Regions from separate parts of the Homo sapiens genome. Here region 2 is linked to region 1. The links are chromatin contacts, found by Hi-C or POLR2A ChIA-PET in ENCODE. All regions are on one chromosome and are shown on one strand. The core of a region is the stretch at or near the end of the contact, and the rest is flanking DNA. Distances in the headings are between cores, read along the strand shown. Region 1 overlaps LOC101929650 (a long non-coding RNA gene). Region 2 overlaps LOC101929650 (a long non-coding RNA gene).

Evidence for each region. A loop is a pair of places that touch in the nucleus more often than their neighbours do. ChIA-PET counts read pairs that join two places held with the same protein, here RNA polymerase II (POLR2A). Pooled maps may share reads with other maps.
Region 2: a loop to region 1 is called in a map of CD14-positive monocyte, with 9 times the contacts of the local background. The contact joins two enhancer-like sites. A Hi-C loop is called at or near these places in 3 of 168 maps with a recorded cell type or tissue (CD14-positive monocyte, IMR-90 and ovary) and 3 of 50 pooled maps. POLR2A ChIA-PET finds 5 or more read pairs at or near these places in 3 of 52 experiments (AG04450, H1 and HEK293).

The regions. Positions count from the first base shown.
Region 1 is chr17:83,152,994-83,158,509 of GRCh38, reverse strand. The region is part of intron 2 of LOC101929650 (a long non-coding RNA gene); the gene reads right to left. Among named protein-coding and RNA genes, the nearest start is that of METRNL, 76 kb to the right of the region's middle. Within about 2 kb of position 2,934, at least 2 of the 41 ENCODE cell types and tissues checked have a DNase peak (open chromatin) inside an H3K27ac peak, as active enhancers do; they include CD14-positive monocyte, where a contact is called at or near this core.
Region 2 is chr17:83,197,605-83,203,441 of GRCh38, reverse strand. All of the region lies in intron 2 of LOC101929650 (a long non-coding RNA gene), which reads right to left. It overlaps LOC105371948 (a long non-coding RNA gene), which reads right to left. Exons shown (of 3, transcript XR_933965.3): 3 at 3,456-3,639. Among named protein-coding and RNA genes, the nearest start is that of METRNL, 120 kb to the right of the region's middle. Within about 2 kb of position 2,946, at least 30 of the 41 ENCODE cell types and tissues checked have a DNase peak (open chromatin) inside an H3K27ac peak, as active enhancers do; they include CD14-positive monocyte, where a contact is called at or near this core.

The sequences.
Region 1 (5,516 bases), core at 1,685-4,184:
GATTGCACCACTGCACTCCAGCCTGGGTGACAAGAGCGAAACTCTGTCTCAAAACAAAAAAAAAAAAAAAAAAGGCAGAGATTGGTCTAGACACTGCCATAAACCAAGAAATGAAATGAAAGTCATACAGATTGGAAAAGAAGTTAACTGTCTTTATTCATAGGTAACATGATTCTATTCATACACAATCCTAAAATATGTATCTAAGAAAACTACTAAAACGAGTAAGTGAACTTAACAAGGTCACGGAATATAAAACTATACAAAAATTAGCTGTATTTCTGTATATCAGCACAATTGGAAAATGAAAATAAGTAACAAACAAAAACAAATATTTACAAAAGCATCCAGAAGCATGATATACTTAGGGATAAATTTAACAAAATGTGTGTGGGGCCTGTATACCAAAAACTATAAAACATTGCTGAGAGAAATTAAGAAGAACTAAATTAATGGAAAGACATACCACGTTTATGGCTTAGAAGACTCAATATTGTTAAGATGTCTTTTCTTTCAAATTCATCTATAGATTAGACTCAATCCCTATCAAAATCCTAGCAGGCATTTGTTTTTGTAAAAATTGATTCTAAAACAGATTCTAAAATTTATATGGGAAGGCAAAGGACCTGGGATAGCCAAAACAATTTTGAAAAAGAACAAATTTGGAGGATTTACACTACTTAATTTCAATACATACAATAAAGCAGCAAATAGTAGAGTACTAGTGTTAGGATAAGCATGTAGATCACAGAACAGCACAGAGAGTCCAGAAACAGACCTATATATATATATATTCTCCTACCCCAGCCTCCCAAGTAGCTGGGACTACAGGTGTCCACCACCACACCATGTTGGTCAGGCTGGTCTCGAACTCCTGACCTCAGGTGATCTGCCCACCTCAGGCTCCCAAAGTGCTGGGATTATAGGCGTGAGCCACTGTGCACAGCCCAATATATATATGTGTATATATATGTATATATGTATATATGTGTATATGTGTATATATATGTATATATACGTATATATGTATATATACGTATATATACATACAGCCAATTTTATACAGTGCCAAGGTAATTCAATGTGGAAAGGACAGTCTCAAGTCTTACCTCATACCATACGTAAAAATTCAGTCAAAAGGGATCATGGAGCTAAAAGTTAAAGTTAAAACCATGAAACTACTAAAAGACAACATAGGAGAAAATCTTTGTGACTTTGGTGTTCGCAAAGGTTTTTTAGCAGGACACAAATCATCAAGTGAAAAGAAAATGTTAATAAATTATACTTCAAAATTAAAAGCCTTTGTTTTTCAAAAAGAACTATTAAGAAAATTTTTAAAAAGACAGACTGAAGAGAATATTTGCAATACATGTATCGGACAAAGGACCTGTACCCAGAATATATACAGAACACTTGCAATTCAAAATAATTTTTATTGCCTGTAATCCCAGCTACTCGGGAGGCTGAGGCACGAGAATCGCCTGAACCCGAGAGGCGGAGGTTGCAGCGAGCCGAGATCGCACCATTGCACTCCAGCCTGGGCGACAGAGGGACACTCCATCTCAAAAAATAAACAAATACATAATTTTTATAAGCAACTCAATTCAACAAATGAGCAAAATATATAGAAAGTTTACAAAAGACGTATGAATGACCAATAAACACATGAAATAGGGACCAGTATCTTTAGTTATCAGGGAGGTGAAAATTAGCCTCAATGAGACACCACTCCACACCCACCAACGTGGCTAAAATTTAAACTACTGGTAAAATCAAGAGTTGCCAAGGATGAGGAGCAGTGGGAACTCTCTCCTCTGGTGGAGCATGAATCCATAACCACTCAGAAAGACGGTTTGGCGTTACCGACAAAAGTTGAACAGACACACACTCTGACTCAGCAATCACAGCCCTAGATACACACCCAGCGGAAACGCGTATGTTCACCCAGCCATGGCAGCATATTCAAAATGGCCATAAACTAAGCAACCCAAATAGCCATCAACAATCGAACAGACAGGTATAGTGTAGCCTATTCACACAATGGGCTGCGGCATGAGAACAAGGGGTTCCACTCACATACGTTAAAACAACATGCAAGACCGGCAGAGGTAGGGACCATCCTGACCTCGGGGAGGAGGAAAAGTATCATAAGTGGAATTGTCAGGACGTCCATGGCTCACTCTCTCCTTTCCTTTGAGTTTTGCTCAGATGCCTACTTCTCATTGAGCCTCCCTGACAATTCCATCTAAACAGCAGCTGCCACTCACTGTCATGCTCGATTACCATTGTCCAGAGAACCTTCCATCACAAAGTCTGTCTCTCTCCAACATAGACATAACTGCATTTGAATGGGCTTCAAGAAGGCAGATGCTTTTGTCAGTGACACTTTTCTTGACACACAGTAGGTGTTTGATTACTGGAGCGAGTGAGTCACTGAAGGGCAAGGCAGGAGAGTTTCCCAGGAGCACGCTGAGACCAACAACCAAGCCACAGGGTTGGCATGTGGGGGCAGTGGTGCAGGGACAGGCATGCGGCCAGTGGAGCCGACCACAGAGCCCAGAAACAGCCCGGCACACAGAGAAGGCCTGGGCCCGACAGAGGTGAGGTGCAGGCCTGCGCACGGTGCCAGGGACTGGCCACGCACATTAGGAAAGCGAAACTGGATCCCTATCTTCAACCAAACACAAGGAAATTGCTTCCAGATGGATGAGGACTTGTGATGGGGGCAAGATGATGGAAGTAAAAGCTACAGGAGAATATCTCCCACACTCGAGGCCAGGAAGGGTTTGTTCAGATACAAACGAGGAAAATTGTGAAAGACAAGGCTGACGCACGTCCTACGTCCAAATCTACCATCAGAAGACAAAAGACAAGGGCAAAGGCAGGGCATGAACTGGGAGGAAACATCTGCAGCACACACAGCTGATGAGGTTCATGTCGGGAGCCACAGGGAGCCGTGACTCAGAAAGCGAGAGGTGGCCCCGCCGGAGGGCACAGGCAGGCACTCTCGGGGATGCGTGAGGATGGCAAGTTCTACTTACAGTCAGGGAAACTCAAAGTAAACCGCAAGCAAGGCCACTTTATACTCACCAGATTCCCAAACAGAAAGAGCCGGGATGGGGCCAAGGGCTGCTGTGAGCACCGGAGGAACCTCTGCCTGGGACTGGCGGTGGGCACCTACCCGCTGGCTCAGGTCTGAGCTGGGGCAGGGCCAGGTGAGGGAACAATGGAAGGTTGGCTCAACTTCCGTTTCACGTGGGCTCTCACACCCGGGGTCAATACAACCACCGGATGCCTTCCTGAGGAGGTCCAGGGTCTGTGGGAAGTGGGACCAGCAACAACCCCACTGTCACCCGGGGTCTCAGGGTCTATGGGGAGGTGGAGCTGGGGACCCCACTGTCACCCAGGGTCTGAGGATCTGTGGGAGGTGGAGCTGGGGACCCCCCTGTCATATGAGGTCTGAGGGTCTATGGGGAGGTGGAGCTGGGGACCCCCTGTCATATGAGGTCTGAGGGTCTATGGGGAGGTGGAGCTGGGGACCCCACTGTCACTGGGGGTCTGGGGGTCTGTCAGGAGTAGAGCTGGGAACCCCACTGTCACCTGAGGTCTGAGGGTGTGTAGGGAGTAGAGCCAGGGACCCCACTCTCACCCAGGGTCTGAGGGTATGTGGGAGGTGGAGCTGGGATGTTCCAGGCTTTCTAACCTGCTCTCCCATGGAAGTACTGAGCTGGGGCCCTGGAACAGGTGCCTGGGAACTTGGTGAGCTCCTGGGGGCTGAGAGTTTCTCGGCTGGGAGAGGTTTTTCTTGTGAAGGAGGTCAGGGCTTGACTGGGAAATGGCGGCAGCCTCAGGACAGGCCGAGTGGTGCAGGAAGACAAGAATCATCTTTCACAACAGAGCGGGAGTGGGATTTTAACAAACCATCCCCTTGTCCCCAGAGCGGGGGGGCATCCCGGGGCCCAGAATTGTCCCCTTCCTGGGTGGTCCCACCCTCCCAGGCCCAGGGCTCTGTGGGAGCAGCGGAGAAAAGCCCAGGAGACTTGGCTGGTGACTCTCTGAGAACAAGTTCCTGGATTGGGTCCCAGAGGCCCTGGAAGGCCCCTTCCCACCCCACACATATCATGAGGGGTGCAGGGGACCCACGGGGACCCCACTCGGACCCAAGCTGGGGCCCTTCCTGACCCACAGCCCCCACTTTACTTGGGGAGCAGTGAGGGCCGTGACGGGAAGGCCTGAGGCAGCTGCTGGGGAGTTTCTTGGGTGGAAGAGTCTTTTCTTATGAAGGAGATGGACAGCTCGACTGGGAAGGGGGCGTGGGGACAGTAAACGGGGGACGTAGAGTGGGGCTCCCCTGCTCCCCACTGTGGGGAGGGACAGGCGCCAGGCGTGCAGGGAGGACCCTTGAAAAGGGCAGACGCCAAGGCCAGATCCCGCTTCGCCCCCCAAGGGCACTGGCAAAGGTCGTCTCAGCCTCGTTTCCTCACCCCCTCTCGAGGGCAAGGTCCCTTCGGCCTGCAGGATTCTGGGGTTCCCAAGTTCCCCGACTGACAGACCAGCCACGGTGGTGACAGCAAGGTCTCCCTGCCGCCCCTTGCCACAGGAATGCCTCGTGCCTCAGGAGGCGGTGGCCCCCACAGCCTCAAATCCCGGCCAAATCAGACATCCGGGAAGGAGGCAGGACAAGGGGGTCCTGCCTGTCACCCCGAGACGTCACCGGCGCCAGGGGCTGGCCTCCATGGTGTCACACCTGCAGCATAGGTTGGGGGGGCTCCCTCCCCCCAGCGGGGCAGGAGGCAGGCAGCACCGACGTCCCCACACAGCTGTAACCCGGGCACCAGGGCCAGCGGCTCTCACACATGCTCCTGAGTATTTAATAATATCAGGTATTTAATCATAAGCTCACAGAACTGCCCACAGGACTAAGCCCAGAATCCAGAGCCTGAGCAGGGGCCAAAGGAAGCAGCAGCCCCAAATTAACAAGAAGTGGTGAGAAAATAGGGAACAGAGAAACTGCGGGTGGGGCCGACATTTGTCCTCCCAGTGAGCCTTCCGCAGCGACACTTTTGGAAAGTGATGGTGGCGTGGCCGGGCACGAGGCCAGCGGAGCGGACACGACAGCTGCTCATAGACGGGGTTTGGCTTTGACGTTTTTTAAATCCCTCGTTCTCGGCCACAGTGGAAAAAGTCTCTTTTCAGTGAAGTATCCCGGGTGCCAAAGCACCCGGCCATGAGGTGGCGGAGCTCAGGCAGCTGATGGGTGAACGGGGGATGCCTGGCCACGGACGGGGACCACAGGCCGCCCCCACGGTGTCAGGTCCTCACTAGGTTCCGTCCAAGCCTGAGATCCGAGGCCAGGCTCGAGTCCCCACACCCGTGGCCTTTCGGGGACGGGGGCCTGAGGGGTAGCCCCTCGCCCGGGGCCGACTGTCCCCCCCCGAGGATGCGCGCGGCCCCCGCCTCAACCCGGACACCGCGGTGGGCCGTGAAGCCGCCGGACTGGGGCCTTCCCTTTGCCA
Region 2 (5,837 bases), core at 1,697-4,196, 45 kb before region 1:
GGAGAACCCTGACACCATCCCTGCTGACACTGGAGATATTCCAGAGAGGCCGATCGTCATTGAAAGGGAATGCTCCGTGAACCCTCTGAGCCCTCTTTGACTTCAGAAGCAATAGTATCACAGCTCACAAATTCAGTAGAAAGTCCGAGTTGCATCAGTTTGGAAGTCATGCGGTCAGGCTTCCTGTACCCAGAGGGTGATTCAGCCGCAGAAAGCTCTGGGCTGCACCCCACCCACCCCTGGCCTTCAGGGCCCAGCCACATTGAGGCTGCAGGCGAGCCTGGCCCCCATGCCTGAGAGCCAGATTCCATTCCCTGGCAGCCTCACCTTGGATCGGACAGGGAGGGATCCTAGGACACCAGCCTCGTCTATCCTCCCTGGGACACCCTAGAACCTCACAGCCTGTGGGAAACACCAGGGCATGGAGGGTCAAGCCTACAAAATCCCCCAGTAGGTGATTAGGATAAGGTGAGCACTGGCCCTAGCTGACTCAGGCCAGCCCCCCAAGCAGCCAGACCACGTGAGAAGTGATGGCCACACAATGCTCTGGGTGTCTCAAGGAAAGTCCAAGAGCAGTGGCACTCCGGGCTGCATCCTTGGAGTAAGCACAGAGCAAGACCCCAGCATGCTTTGCAGACCCCGCCTTATGAGCCCTGCACCCCACTGCTCCGGGAGGGGTCAGCACCCCCATGCCAGGGCTGGTTTTCGGGGTGGGTGCCTGGACAATCTGAAGGACCTTTCGGCCACAAGGTGTTGAGAACTCTGCAGAGGATGCTGGGGATTAGCACAACAAGCTCTGCTCCTTCAGGCTGTGCGAGGCCTCATGAAAGCTCCTAAAAATCAGAGGAAGGGCCATGGCAGAGCCTGGGACAAGTGGGCAGCTCACAGAGGGGACTGGGTGCTTGCCATTAGCCCAGACTTCTCCCACTGCTCCTGCCTCAACTGCTACTGCCCGGAGTCTAAGCCCACTTTGTTGACAAGTACCCATTCTATAGAGAGCCTCGCCTAACTCCAGGTAGAGGCAGAAAAGTGTGTGTAGATCAAATGGCCCAGCTGGCAGCAGAGCCAAAAGTCATGCTTACTTGCTGGCCAGCCTTGCACAAGGCACCAAGGGTCACCTCTGCAGGCTTCAGATCCTGCCCTCTGTGAACAGTCAAAAAGAAGGTGTCAGAAGGAGCTAGAGGATGCAAGGGTGGCCAAGGGGCACAGAGGAGGGTCAGGTTACACTGGGAGGGAAGAGAGGCAGCCTTTGCATTCTCTAGGAGAAGCAGGGCGGGAGACTTTGGAGCCCAGCTCCCTGATGGGACATATGGGAACCTGCGGGGACAGGAGAGTGTCTTTGATAGGCGAGCCCAGTGCCTCTTACCTTCAGGAGGGCGCCTGAGCTGTGAAGTCTGCCCCTGTTGCTCAGAGATAGTTCCCTCCAGCAGGAAAACCTCTTTGAGGTGAGTTACGGCTTCTGGAGGCACAAGGATGGGCCGAGGTCACCAGGCCTTGCCTGTCCACCTTACCTACCCTGAAGTGCATGACCTTTCTTAGGGACAGAGCCTCTCTAGTTAATCTTAGAGCCTGGCCAGGAGCCCAGGATGGGGCAGCATGGGGCACAACACTTACTAGATGGTCAGGCGAGGGGAGCAACTGGGACCCTCCCCTCCAGTTCGAGCCATGTGTGTCATGTATGTGCATGTACATGTGTGTATGTAATGTGAAGTCAGATGTGTGTATGTGTGCATATGCAAGGACATGCTAATGTGTGTGTGCATGTACACGTGTGAATCTGTGCAAGCACATACAAGTGTGCATGGGCGTGGACATGTATGTGCATGCATGTGGAAGTAAGTGTACAGGTACAGTCTGAATCTGTGTGTGCACACACAAGTGTGCATGGGTGTGGGCATGTGTGTATGTGCATGCATGTGGAAGTGTGGAAGTGTACAGGTACAGTCTGAATCTGTGTGCACACATAAGTGTGCATGGGTGTGGGCATGTGTGTATGTGCATGCATGTGGACGTGTGTGAGTTGCCCTAGCACATGTTTGTACATATGCTTGTGTGCACCCATGCTAGGCTGCTCTCCCTCCTGGTTCTCTTTCAGGACAGGCCAAGTGAACCAGGGCGAGCTCTTCTCTCCCTCTGACGGCCCCTCCACAGGAGAGGGACCTGGGACCAAGGTTCCTTCAGCCATCAGACCCTAAGTCTCAGGGCACAGGGTCAGAAAGCTTCTAAGGACCCATGAAAATATAGAAACTGGGTGAAATTAACTCTTATTGGCCCGACATATGAAAAGAAAATTGCTTTTGAGCTTCCAGGAGATCTTCTCAGGTTTTGTTTTGGGGATTTCCTGGGAAGGGCATGTTTCCAAACAAGACTCTTGCCGTCTGCTCCCCCGGAGCTCCCCAACCAGCCAGGAGAGGCCACTGGCAGGGAAGAAGGTCCAGCCCAGCACAGACTCCCCAGGGAGGGCCCCAGCCCAGTGGAAGGACCATGGAAACCATGTCAGTCTCCCTCAGCGGCTGCCCTGGGTTGACATGTCCCCTTAGGGATCTCAGGCTCTCAACCCTCTAGTCAATTCTGAGCTGAGTTTTTCTGGAGCTTTATATTCAACTCTGACTTTGCTTCCCTTCACCTCTACTCCCCACCCTAGAAATAGAAACCTGAGGTCAGGAAGTGCTGAGGGTCCTTGGGTTTGGTGTCGGGGAAGACACCGTGCTGACTCGAACCCACTAGGCCTGGAGCCCAAAAGTCCCTTCTCTGTGACCTGCGACAAGCCTCTACAGCCACGTCTCCTTCCCTGTGGTAACCGAGTGACACCAATTGGCTCCCAGCCACCGCTGGGCCTCAGGCAGTTGCAGTGGCTTCGGCACTGGCTTTGCTGAGCCAGTGACAGCGACGGCACCTCCTGGATGTGAAATGTGCCAACACCCTGGCCTCGGGGACCGTACGGCGTGGTGTGAAATTTCTGTTTTAACGCTCCATGACCACATAGGTCTTGGCTTTTTATGAGTAAAGCAGAGACCGTGTTGTACCCAAGCTCTCTGGGTGGCACCCACAGCTTCCTCAGCGGGGTAACGGTGACGGGTGGACAACTGGCCCACAGGCAAACTGCACGTCCCCCACGGCGAGCATCTCTGAGCTGCACTGACCAGTTCAGGCCCATGCGTCACCGGCATTTTTCTGAGCCAGCTCCTCTGGTTCATGAGAAGGTCTGAATTCAAGAAATGAACGCCCAGCAATTAGCAATGTCCACAGAATCAAAGGAGCATGGTTTTAGTTGTCCTCCCAGGCAGCTTTGCCAGTCCGGGTATGAGGTAAAGCCAGAGGGACCCTGCCTCACCCACGCGCCCCAAGAGGGGTCCAAGGACCACCGACTGTCCCCACTTCCCTGGAACTGAGGATGAGGCTGATTCATGTGTTTCCTGTGACGGCCACGACATCATCATATCCGCTCGGAGAACTATTTTTAACTGATTTATGTATTTCTTGTATGAGGAAGACACCAACTTCTCCTTTAGTCAGTTTTACAGGAAAGTACTGCAGCTGTGCTCAGCTCAGCAATATTAATCGCCACAGAGCACCCTCCGAAGTCTTGCAAAAATTAATAAAGTTGGAAATATGAGTCAGGTTTGGATGCCACTCATTCTGAAAAAGAAGAAACTCAATAATAGTTACCTTCTCCTGTAGAATCAACGAGCCCAGTTTGCGAAAGAGCACCCTGTGTCTTTAAATTTCCGTGGCGTGCCCACAGAGGAAGGTGTTCCGACCTCTGCTGCCGCTGCAGCTCCGGGGCACTGACCACACAGAGCTGGTTTCTGCACTTGCATCGCTTGCCCGAGAGCTAGTCACCGCGGGCGTGGGCGAGGCTGCCAGGGGCCACCTGCCTGCCAGAGCCAGGGTGCCTATCTTTAAGGCCAGGGGCTCCTGAGGACACAGACACTTCCCTCCTCTTTCAGACAAGGACAAGCTCAGGGACATGGGTGGTTTGGGCTCAGGCTGACCGGGAAAGACACGTAGAAAGTTTGGTGTGCGCTCTGGGTTGTGGGGGCCCGGCGGGAGGGTGGGCTTCAGGATCCCGTCCCAGGACGCGTTCATTCAGCGGCACTCACACCCCCAGCACCTGCTCCCGGCGGGTGCCGAGGCTTCTTTCACTCTTCTTAGCATCTCCCCATCACTCACTTGACTCCAACCAACAGCCACTTATGTACCAGCTACGCGCCAGGTTGCTGAACAGCTCTGAGCAATTAAAGGGCAGCCAGGAGCAGCTGGGAGAGGAGGGGCTGGAGGAGGAAGAGGGGTCCAGGACCCAGGGGCTCACGGGGCATCCCGAAGTCTTTGTGGAGACCTAGGGTTGGGGCTGCAGCAGGGGGTCGGGGGGCAGCCAGAGATCCCGGTAGACCCGGGAGGGGCCTGATCAAGGAGAAGGAGGGGCCACAGAGCCAGGGTCAGGACAGACTGTGAGGGGGCCTCTTGTTGGGACAGCGTCCCCTCGGAGCAAGAGCCCGGGGCGTGTGGCCGCCTCACTGTGACCTCCGGCCGTGCAGGCCTCTGGGGAGGGTGGAGATGTTTTCCCCTTCTCAGAGCACGCAGGTGTTACCTGCCCACAGAGTAGGAAGTGGGGTGCTGTCACCTGCACCGCACAGGTGAGGAAGCTGAAAACCCAAGACCCAAGCCATTTGGTCTCACTCTGGCTGAATCACCTGGAGGCTTTGGGAAACAGATTTTCTTCCCCCTTCCAGCCTTACCGCCACCCTCCTCTCTTCTAGAAGAGGCAAGAAGAAGCGGGGGTGGGGGTGCAGGCCGAATTGCCTGGAGGTTAGGGGGACCCTCAGCACCTGAGTCAGGGCTCTGTGAGACCCCCTGGTTCTTCGCTCACTGTGGGCTGAGACGCAAGCTGAGTCGTCCACAGGAAGATACCCTCTTACTCTGAACAACCACTCTTTCAAAGAGGACACTGAGGCTCAGAGAGGCTCCCCAAAGCAATGGCCAGCCACCATGGGCAGGACGTGGACTCCGGCCCAGGAAGCCTGGCTCCAGAATCATGCTCCAGGCCTCTAAGCTGTAATTTGTGTCCTCCAGGGCTCACAATATCTAAGATTTAATGTGGAAAAATGGTGCTATTCTGTCTCACCCCATGCCCCAAAATGAACTTAAAGGCAAAAAAAAAAAAAAAAAAAAAGAATAATTATAAAGTTTGGAAGAAAATACAAGAGCATTTTGGTATAAAAATGCAAAATCCAAAGCCTTAAAGGAAACCATTTGACTACTTAAAATTTAAAAACTTTTATGTGATGAAAAGAACAACCTTAAAAAGGTAAAATAATAAGCAGCAGACTGGGAACGAATATCTGCAATGTAAACACAAAGTACTGATATTCATCATATATAAAGAACTCCCACAAATCAACAAGAAAAAAGCAAATGACTAGCTAGAAAAGTGGTAAAGGGTAAAAACAGAAACATAGTCAAATAAACTAATGAATATCACAAAATATCCAACCTCCCTATTAATCATAGAAATAAGAAATTGAAAAATATTTTATGACTAAATCTAGTGTTGCTCCAGTGAGGAAGGGATCCACTGACATGCCGTATGCAGGGGTGTGAATGGGAACAGGCTTTTGAGAGGTGATTTGGAGTCTCTATCACAAGTTTAAATGCACCTGCCCTGAGACGCCCATCCCTGGGAAGAGATGTCCGTGCAGATGTCTAAGGCACACGTCTGGAAACGGTGAAGACCTGAGAAGAACAATCCTTAAGGGTCCCAGCCCCTGAGTGTTCACCTTCCAGGGAAACCAGTCCTCATGGAGAACTCAGAGCCCTGGTGGGGTGGTTGCTGTGGT